Regions from separate parts of the Mus musculus genome. Here region 1 is linked to region 2. The links are chromatin loops, found by intact Hi-C in ENCODE. Cell type or tissue: heart. All regions are shown on one strand.

Evidence for each region. A loop is a pair of places that touch in the nucleus more often than their neighbours do. Peaks named below come from ENCODE experiments on the same cell type or tissue, not always from the same donor. Only the 100,000 strongest peaks of a DNase experiment are listed, where the experiment ranks them.
Region 1: it touches region 2 in a loop (9-fold over the local background); 23 of 42 quality-filtered maps call a loop at or near these places.

The regions. Positions count from the first base shown.
Region 1 is chr14:24,179,476-24,184,475 of GRCm38, reverse strand. All of the region lies in intron 5 of Dlg5 (discs large MAGUK scaffold protein 5), which reads left to right. Among named protein-coding and RNA genes, the nearest start is that of Gm52143, 30 kb to the left of the region's middle. In heart, a CTCF peak has its summit at 2,349 (motif pointing left); a DNase peak (open chromatin) is centred at 2,245; H3K27ac peaks cover 815 bases.
Region 2 is chr14:24,270,790-24,275,789 of GRCm38, reverse strand. No RefSeq gene overlaps it. Among named protein-coding and RNA genes, the nearest start is that of E330034G19Rik, 20 kb to the left of the region's middle. In heart, CTCF peaks have their summits at 71 (motif pointing right) and 1,989 (motif pointing right); no DNase peak of the experiment used is centred here.

The sequences.
Region 1 (5,000 bases), 91 kb after region 2:
GGTATGGTATGTATACATACCTCTGTGTATATGTGTGGTATGTATGTGCATTTGTGTGTATACCTGTGTGTGTGTGTCTGTGTGCATGTGTGTATCTGTGTGCATGTGTATGTGTTGTATATGGTGTGGTATGTATCTGTATCTGTGTGTATGTGTGTGTGATGTGGGAGTGTGTGTGATGTGGTATGTATGTGTATTTGTGTGTGCCTGTTTGTGTGTCTTTGTGTGTATGTGTTTATGTATGCATGTGTGTGTGTCTCTGTATATGTGTGTGTGCATATGTATATGTATAGGTATAGGTATATGTGAGTGGGTGAATGTGAGTGTATATCTGTGTGTGTATGTATGTTAGTGTGTGTGGTGTGTGTGTGGTATGTGTGTATCTGTGTGTGTGTTGCTTGGTTTTAATTGTCAACTTGACATAACGTAGAATCATCTGGGAAGGGAGTTTGTTGAGGGATTCTCTGGAATAGCTGGCCTGTGGGTATGTCTGTAGAGGATTGTCTTGATAGTCAGTGTTCTGATGCTGTGAAGAGACATGGTGACCAAGAGAACTATTATAAAGAATAACATTTTTCAGTTATTCTTTTTTTTTTCTTTCCATTTTTTATTAGGTATTTAGCTCATTTACATTTCCAATGCTATACCAAAAGTCCCCCATACCCACCCACCCCCACTCCCCTACCCGCCCACTCCCCCTTTTTGGCCCTGGCGTTCCCCTGTTCTGGGGCATATAAAGTTTGTGTGTCCAATGGGTCTCTCTTTCCAGTGATGGCCGACTAGGCCATCTTTTGATACATATGCAGCTAGAGTCAAGAGCTCCGGGGTACTGGTTAGTTCATAATGTTGATCCACCTATAGGGTTGCAGATCCCTTTAGCTCCTTGGGTACTTTCTCTAGCTCCTCCATTGGGAGCCCTGTGATCCATCCATTAGCTGACTGTGGGCATCCACTTCTGTGTTTGCTAGGCCCCGGCTTTTCAGTTATTCTTAACTGAAACTGAAATAACTGCTTCCAGTTTTAGATGTTTAGTTCATTGTTCTCATGGCAGGCGACATGGCAACATACAGGTAGAAGTGGTGCTATAAAAGATGAGAGTTCTACATCTGGATCCAGATCCACAGACAGCAGGAGGACAATGTGACACTGGGCTTAGCTTGAGCATTTAAAACCTTAAAGCCTTCCCCCAGTGACACACTTCCTCCTATAAGGCCCCACACCTACTCCAACAGGGCCATACCCCCTAATTTCTCTCAAGTAGTGCCACTCCCTAATGACCAAGCATTCAAATATGTTAGCCTGTGGGAGCCATTCCTATTCAAGCATCCACACCTAGCCTGCTCTGGGGTGCGCCAGTCTATGCTGGGTCCTGAACTGAGACTGAAGCAAGATAGCTGAGAACAAGCAACCACAGCCCACGTGTTCTCTGGCCCTCTGCTCTTGGCTATGGATGTGGTCTTTCGTGTTTCTGCATTGACTTCCACTCTATAGTGGGCTGCAGCCTGGGATTGTGAGCCAAATAAACCCATTTCTTTCCTAAATTGCTTTTGGCCAGGGTGGGTTTTTCTTTTTTCTTTATCACAGCAACAGAAAAGTAAGTGTGTGTCTGTGTGCACTTGTGCCCTTCCACTAAGAATATAATCTTCTACTGATGAACAGAAAATGCTCTGGCCTGGCAGATAGCATCTTTTCCAGGTCTCGGGGAGTCACACGACTGCAGCTTTCCCTGGTTTCTATGAGGCTGTTGATGATAAAGTGCAGGCTTGAGTCTGAGCCCGTGTATGAGAACTTGAGAAATGCTCGGAGTCTGGGGGCCTCTTTAAGGTCTGGATGCTGTCCTGTGGGAGCCGATGCCTCCCCAAGGCTGTAGCAAGGCAGAGGCTAGGAGGTACAGGGAGGTGGAGCTGGGATTACCTCTTCACTTGGGGTTTTACACCCAGGGAACCCCACTGTGCCCTGGAGGCAACCATGGTGGAAACAGGGCAGATCTGCCCTCTCTCACCAATCTCTTGGGACCCTACCAACTCACCGCATTGTCCGAGCTGTGCTGAGCAGCATAAAGGACACTTGGGTTGGCATCAGCATTTGCCTAGGCCTGACCTGCCTTACCAGGAATGGAAGCATATCCAGACAGCCTGGGTCGTTCAGCACACTTGGCGCTAAGCTCCTCCGAGTTAGGGTGTTTGGGAAACTGGTTCTCAGTAAAAGGACGAGCTGTAGTGGCACAGAATCCAGAGTTGTCTTGTGGACTGGTGAAGATGGTGCTGCCGCCAAGCTGGCTGCCTTGAGAATGAGGGTTTCTTAATGAAAGCTGGAGAGCCTGTGTTCGTACTGCTGCCCTCTTGTGGGCAACTCGGAGTATGGCAGCTCTGCCTTTGTTTTGAGTTTTACCACCTGAGACAGAGGAGTATTGGAAAGTGAGACTTGCAAAGTTAGTCTCTTGTTGTTGTTGTTGTTGTTGTTGTTGTTGTTTGTTTTGCTTTTTCTAGACATACTTTCTCTGTGTAGCAGCCCTGGCCATAATTCACTTTGCACTACCATACCCAACTATGAAGTCAGTCTTAAATGGAGTATCTGAGGTATTTGTCCAACACAGCAAACCATTGCAGAAGCCAGACCCTCTCTAGACACAGGAACCTGGAGACTTCTGTCGGGGGTGGGGGTGGGAGTGAGGCGGCGGCAGTGTTGGCCTTCTTAGCCATGGCGCTGTCTGAGAATGTCCACATCGTCTGCTCCTGAGTATTTCAGGTGTCCTCAGTCTCCACTAGTCAGTGCTTTGTGGGAGAGGAAGAGGATATGATTCTCTGTCCATCTCAAGTTATGAATAGAAATATATATATTTAAAGGAGTTCAAGGGTTTCAGTGGGGAAAATAAAAAATGCTTTTTTTAAGTCCCAACAAGAGGATATTGTTATGATCTCAAGGTAAGAAGGAGAGGCCTTCTTAGCACAACTTCAGTACACACTGCAAAGGGCATCCTTTTGGGGTTTGCAGAGAGTGAGACACACGCCACATAGGCAGAGGATATGTGATAAACACACCCAGGAAACTAGCTCCTGGAGGGCTGCGCAGCCTGGGTGGACAGTTCTAACCCAGCATAGAATGGAGGAGAAACCAATCCAAACCTAGAAGACAAAGATAGATAATTCATAAACACAGAAAAGATGCCCAGGTTTGCTTGAAGTCAGGAATGGAAACTGAAGGACCAGGGCTGAAGAGATGGCTTAGCCGTTAAGAGCCCTGGCTCAGAGACCAGGGTTCCATTCCCAGGACCCATGTGGTGTTTCCAAGCATCTGTAATTCCAATTCTGGGGGATCCGGCCCCCTCTTCAGGTTTCCACATGTAATCTACGCATGTAGTACATTTAACATATAAGCGAGCAGAATATTCATACATATAAAATAAAAATACATCGTAAAATATTTAAATGAAGAACTACTTATTAGCTAGTGGAACTGATAATACCTTAAAAATATGAGTATTGTACAATAGCTCAGAGGTGAATGGAAACTTCGGTGTCTCATATGACACAGGCTGACTTCTAACTTGCCATGTAGCTGTGGATGACCGTGAACGCCTGACGGTCCTGCTTCTATTTCTCAAGGGCTGGGATTGCAGGCTTTGTGCTGCCAGGATAGGGGCTGCTGCTTTTCTCTCTGCCAGGCTGCTGTTCCTCTCCCCTCCCCCTCCCCCTCCCCCTTTCCCTCCCCCTCCTTCTCTCCCCTCTCCTTCCCCTCCCCCTCCCCCTCTCCCCTGTCCTCCCCTCCTTGCCCGTCCTTCCTCCTCCTAAGGACAATTTTCCTGTCAGAATGGCTCCTAGGTTTTGTGTGTGTGTCAGTGTTTGTCTGAGAGTAAAGTGTTTCCTTAACTCTCACAGTTGAGAGTTTGCTTACCTTCTACTTTGTAAATAAGTTTTGTATTTCACTGTACTAAGATTTCTTTTTGAAAGGAGTAGTTTCTGAAAAGAACAGGAAACAAAGTTAGGGGACATAGCACATGCTGTAATCCAAGAATTCAGTAAGTTGAAACAGGGAGACTGGAATATGTTTAACACCTAGGCTCTAAACAGTATAACAAATAGAGGAAAAATGAAAGACGCAGAGAGGTGGGTGGAGCTGGCTTCTGGCAGCCTTGCAGCCTTGGCTTCTGAAGGGGGTGGGGGTAGGGGACGAGGACACAGAGACAGAGATCAGTGGTCTCTGATTATATTTTCTAAAAAATGTTAAGTTCTTGTTTCTGTGGATATGTGCGTGTGGATGTGTCTGTGGGTGTCCACAGAGGCCAGAGGAGGTGCTGGATCCCCTGTAGCTGGATTTACAGACATCTGTGGTGCTGGGAACTAAACCCAGATCTTCTACAAGAGCCTCGAATGTTCTTAACCTTAGAGCCATCTCTCCAGCCCCCTGATTTTTTTTCAAAGATTTATTTATTTTTATTTTATGTGTATAAGTGTTGTGCCTACAGGGTGTCTGCCTCCCATATGTGGGTAGTGCTTGTGGAGGTGAGAAAAGGGTGTTGGGACTGGAGCTACGGACAGTTATGAATTAGCATGTGCGTGCTGGGAACTGAACCTGGTCCTCTGCCAGAGCAGCAAGTGCTCTTAGTCACAGAGCCATTTCTCCCTCTTAATTCTGACTTTTGAATCACTCCTTCCTTCTGTGTCCTGTCTGTCTCTGGAGGAAATGTCCCACTGTTCAAGGTTGTGACTGTCTGGGCTGCAAAGATGGTGTTGATAACTCAGGGCCCACACGGTGAGCAAGGTTGTTCCTGGGCTGTAGGAGCTGCAGGGGCTAAGCCAGCCTTTCCGGTTTTGTCCTGTTATTTGAGAAATAAGGAAGCAAACCCACAGAGGTGGTGAGTTACCAAGATCTTTGAGTGGTGCTCAACAGGCAACCCCTGAAAAACCCTGTCTTCTCAGGTTTGCTAGTGTTTTGTCTTGTTTTGTTTTTCCCTTCGTAAACAGCACCCCCGGGGAAGCTGAGCTCCTGTAATTCACAGT
Region 2 (5,000 bases):
ATGTATATATATATATATATGTATATATATATATATAACCAGCAGAGGGCAGTATTGTTCAGGAAACATTACTTAGTGTCTCAGTGAGAAGCCCCTGATGGAGAGGGACTACCAGTCTTTTGGCTGTGACACTTCAGATAAGGTCCTGAAGAGTTTATCTGCTCAAGAGTTGTTTTGGGTGTTGTTCAATTACAGCTAAAAGGCATGTGTGAAGAAGGTGCCATTCCAAAATTATCCAGACGTAGACTAGTACCCTATATCCAGCTCACAGAGGTTTATTCACTGCCCCATAGATTATGAGGAGGTCCAGATGAGAATAAATGAAAGGGGCATGGGAAATCTGTTGTGGATCATGTGACCATACAACTAGACAGTAACCGCAAATTTCACCTGCAGGCAGCATGGTCGGAGTTTGCTGCCAATGCTGTGCCTACAGGTGATGAGGTTGAGGCAGGACCCTCAGATGACCTGACTCTATCAGCTCAATTGTCACTTGCTGAATTGGCGGGCAAAAACAGACCATAAGGACCCTTCAAGTTATTAACCATGTAGCTTTGCTTCAAGCAGAGAGAATTGCAATATATACAAGTCTTATTCTCAACCATAAAGGTGCTGAAAATGGAATAATTAGGGGGTGGTAAGTCATGCTAAAGAATCAGATCTGAAGAAGAGGTGACCTGATGTTTCCTCTGCAGGCGTGTGTTCCTAAAACACGGAGAATGAGTTAGTGTGAAGAAATGTGGATGCCCACACACATCTGATCAATGCGTGGTTGCTAACTATGTGGGTGACTGAGCAGGATTTATCCAGGATCTGAGGTGTATCTTTCATGATTAAGTTAAGCCCATTTCAACAAAGAGGACTCAGGATTCATACTCCTCTCTGGATAAAACCCTCGGTTTACAGAGGGATGGTGAAGTTTTAGAGTCCCAGAGATGATCTTGGAAACAGTAACAGTGAATCCCACTGCAGAGAGCATTGCAGAGACTTCTGCTGCCTCAACATGGACCTCATCTGGCTGCAGGCTTTCCAGTCTCGTGGTTGTAGATTAGGACCTGGTGGTTATTTGTACATCACTGTGTAGAGACGGTGAGAGTTTCTATAAGTCTTCAAGCCGAGAACCTAAGAACCTTCACTATCAACAGCTTAAGTCAAAAGCAGAGAGTTATGAACTCACCAAATGTTAAGTGCTTCAGGCTCAGAAGCCAGTGAGAGCTGAGGAAGTCACATTGTGTACAGACCTTCATGACTGTGTGCAGGATGTGATAGAAAAAAATGAACATGGCTGTGTGGTTCAGGGACAAAGCACCAGGGTGACTTGGGGCTAGAAATTGTATCTAACAAAAGTATGGTGCAATCAAGAAGATGAACTTTCTTATGTTTATTCTAAAATTTGAGCACAGAAAATGCCCTGGTCTAGGTATCACTGAGAAGGGCATTTCCCCACAGAGACTGGGGTTCCACTCCTGCCGAGGATGCACCGAGGAGGGCTTCAGAGCATTGTTTCGGCACATCCAGTGCTGCTGGCATCCAGGAGGAGGCTGAGAGTATAAATTAGCGCGGTCCTGATAGGACATCAAGGGCACTTTTGTGGAGATGAGTTCAAAGGCTGTCACATGTTACATCATCTTTAGTCTTGCTGAGAGCATGACATATAAAGGCCAAAAGAGGCATGGCCATATGTAGTGCCTGTGGACCATGCCACATGAGGAACCGGCATGGAACTGTCAAGGCAGACCATGTTCAAATCCTAGACATCTCAAAACTTGAGACCGGCAAGAGTACTGGAAACCAGGTGACCCCCAACAAAGGTGATCAGTCACATACCCAACACCTGGGCCACCTCTCTATGCTAATGAGGCACCTCATACCTTAGCTTTCAGCCAATGAACTTTTCCCACCCTGGATAATCTCACCCCAAGCTTAGTTCCTCACCCTTAGTTTACCTTGAAAATGTGTATATGACCACCCTGTTATTCCTTCAAAGGCCAGAAGGGGGAATCAGATCCCCTGCTATAGATGATTTTAGGTACCAAGTAGGTCCTCTGAAAGAGAAACAAAAGCTCTTAGGCTATAAGCCATCTCTCCAGCTCTTGCACTCCGCCTTTGTCCTCCAGCACATTGTTGTATTAGGTGGACTGGATCACCTCCATCATAATGGGGTCTGGAGACGTGTTGGGACAGGTGTGTGAGGTAGGCATTCTGACTTGTCTTGGACTGCCAGGCATCTATGCAGGGCTCTGGTGTCCTCTCTGCTCTCCAGGTCTTAGGATCATACCCCAGCAGTACTTAATGTCAGGGTTGGAGAAGATCTGTCACCTCTCATCTAGGATGGCAATGTAGATTAGGCACATCTGGTAAATTACAGAATTGAGATTATCCTCCTGGAGGCTGAAGTAGGATAATGAATCCTTGAAAACAAAAGTTTCTTGGGACTGGCAAGATGGCTTAGTGGGTACGAGTACTGACTACTCTTCTGAAGGTCCTGAGTTTAAATCCCAGCAACCACATGGTGGCTCACAACCACCAGTAATGAGATCTGATGCCCTCTTCTGGTGCATCTGAAGTCAGCTACAGTGTACTTATGTATAATAATAAATAAATCTTTGGGCCAGAGCAAGCAGGGACTGAGCAAGCGGGGCCAACTAGGAGCAAGCGGGGATGACTGGAGCGAGCAGGGTTGACCAGAGGAAGCAAAGGTCCTAAAAATTCAATTCCCAACAACCACATGAAGGCTCACAACCATCTTCTGTACAGCTACAGTGAAGTCACATATAAAAATAAATAAATAAATAAGAAGAAGAAGAAAGAAAAGTTTCTTAATCTCAGCAGCGCTGGGGGGAAGCTGCAGGGCAGCCACAGTGCAAGGAGCTACAGCACAGGCCACATGTCTCTGGTGGAGAGCATGCCTGTGCAAGCCTGGGACATGAGAGGGACAGTTGAAGTTACCCTTTTATCCTGGCAGATCTCAGAGGATATTAAGGAAGTGTTTCTTCCAGGTGATCGTTTATGGTTTGTGGAATTGTATGACTTTCTGAGACTAGAGGTGAGCCAGAGAGTAAATGTGTGGAGGAGGCAATCCTGTGGGTTTCCAGACGGTTGCTGACAAACCAGGGCTTTTAAAAGCTCAACATCCAGAGAAGCAGAGCAGAGGCTTTGATTACTCTGCCATAGGACAGTTTCAGGGCTGCAGAGATGGCTCAGCAGTTAATAGCACTGACTGCTCTTCCAGAGGTCCTGAGTTCAATTCCCAGCAACCACATGATGGTTCACAAATATCTGTAATAAGATCAAATGCCCTCTTCTGTTGTGTCTGAAGACAGCTACACTGTACTCGTGTGTGTGTGTGTGTGTGTGTGTGTGTGTGTGTAGGACACGTTCTTCCTCTGAGCTGACCCTGACCTAGAAAGGGCCATCTGTAGACACTAGAAAATTAGGTGAGTCTTTAGGACATACTACAAAGATACTACTATACTGAGTTGGGTGTCCTTGTTCATCTTAGTACCTGGAAGGAGCTTGAGCCTGGCTATACCTTCCTCATCCACAGGTCCTCGGCATGGTGTATGGCTGGTTTGGTAAATGCACCCAGATGGGAAGAATAGCCTGACTCACACTTGGGCAGGTAGATAATAGTTTCAGGGCTGGAGAGATGGCTCAGCAGTTAAGAGCACTGACTGCTCTTCCAGAAGTCCTGAGTTCAATTCCCAGCAGCCACATGGTGGTTCACAGCCATCTGTAATAGGGTTCAATGCCCTCTTCTTGTATGTCTGAACACTGTACTCGTGTGTGTGTGTGTGTGTGTGTGTGTGTGTGTGTGTGTGTGTGTGTATAAAATAAATCTTTTAAACAATAGTTTCATACCAGCCTTTCCCAGGCTAAACTGTCCTTAGTGCACGATGTGAACTGAGCCCCCTCCTTATCTCTCCAAGATGGCTAACCATCCCCAGTCTTGAAAGTATTCTGTCAGCCAGTCTCAAGGACCATTCTTGGGGTGGTCAAATCGCCAGCTGAGTCTCTTCACCTAATCTGCCCTGTAATTGTTGTAGAGGATGAATGGAGTTCCCAACCTGGGATGTAGCTCAGTGGTAGAGCAGTTGCCTAGCACTCACAGTGCCCTAGGTTCAATCCTAGCCCTAGGAGCCACAGAGGAAGAAAATGCAAGAACCTAGTTACGTCCAGAGGTGTAGAGTGCAGCAAAGGGGAGTCTCTATAGGTGCTTTTAAGTCCTCCACCTCCAGCCTCGACACGCATCACCCATGGACAGCATTTATGAAACTTGTATTTTCACTATAGCAAGCATTTGTTCTTGGCGTGGAAAGAATATACACAACATGGATAAAGCACGGATAACCGGATGTCTTCCTTGAGAACTTTATGGTATCAAGAACTAACACAAATGTCCTCTGGTCTTCCTGTGTGCTTGGGCAGGTGTATCCATAAACCTCCATAATTATTAAAATGTGACTCAGAAGACCATCTGTGAAGGACAACTTCTATTACTAATGTCTCAGGGAACCTTGCTGTAAAACCAAAATGGCAGTCTACTTCAACTACACCCTGAAGCCTGGCAATGTGGCTGTTCTCAGCGAGGCTGTGGTGTGCATCACCACCATGGAGAACAGCAAGAGCTCCGGGCTCTGCATGCTGCCCTCCCCAAGGGGAGGCAAAGCCTCATCTCAGAGAGAGGCAGCCAGAAGAAGGACCTGGGTTAGGGATCATTACTGAGAGCAAGGACCATTCCCTTCCTGACTTTATCTCTAAATGAATGGCCCCCTCTCATAGCCCAACTCAGTCCATTGGGTTTCTTCCTGTTCCCTCACTGACTTGATTGTGAATGGCTGCAGTTCCCTGAGCTGCCTTTGTCCATGACCCAGACAGCACACAAGCACTGCTAGGTTAAGTGCACTCCTAATGGTCACTGCTGGACATAGATCAAGGCCATTGTGTCCCTAGGTCTTACAGACATCAACACCCACCCAAGGGCCTCTGTGGCCTACTTC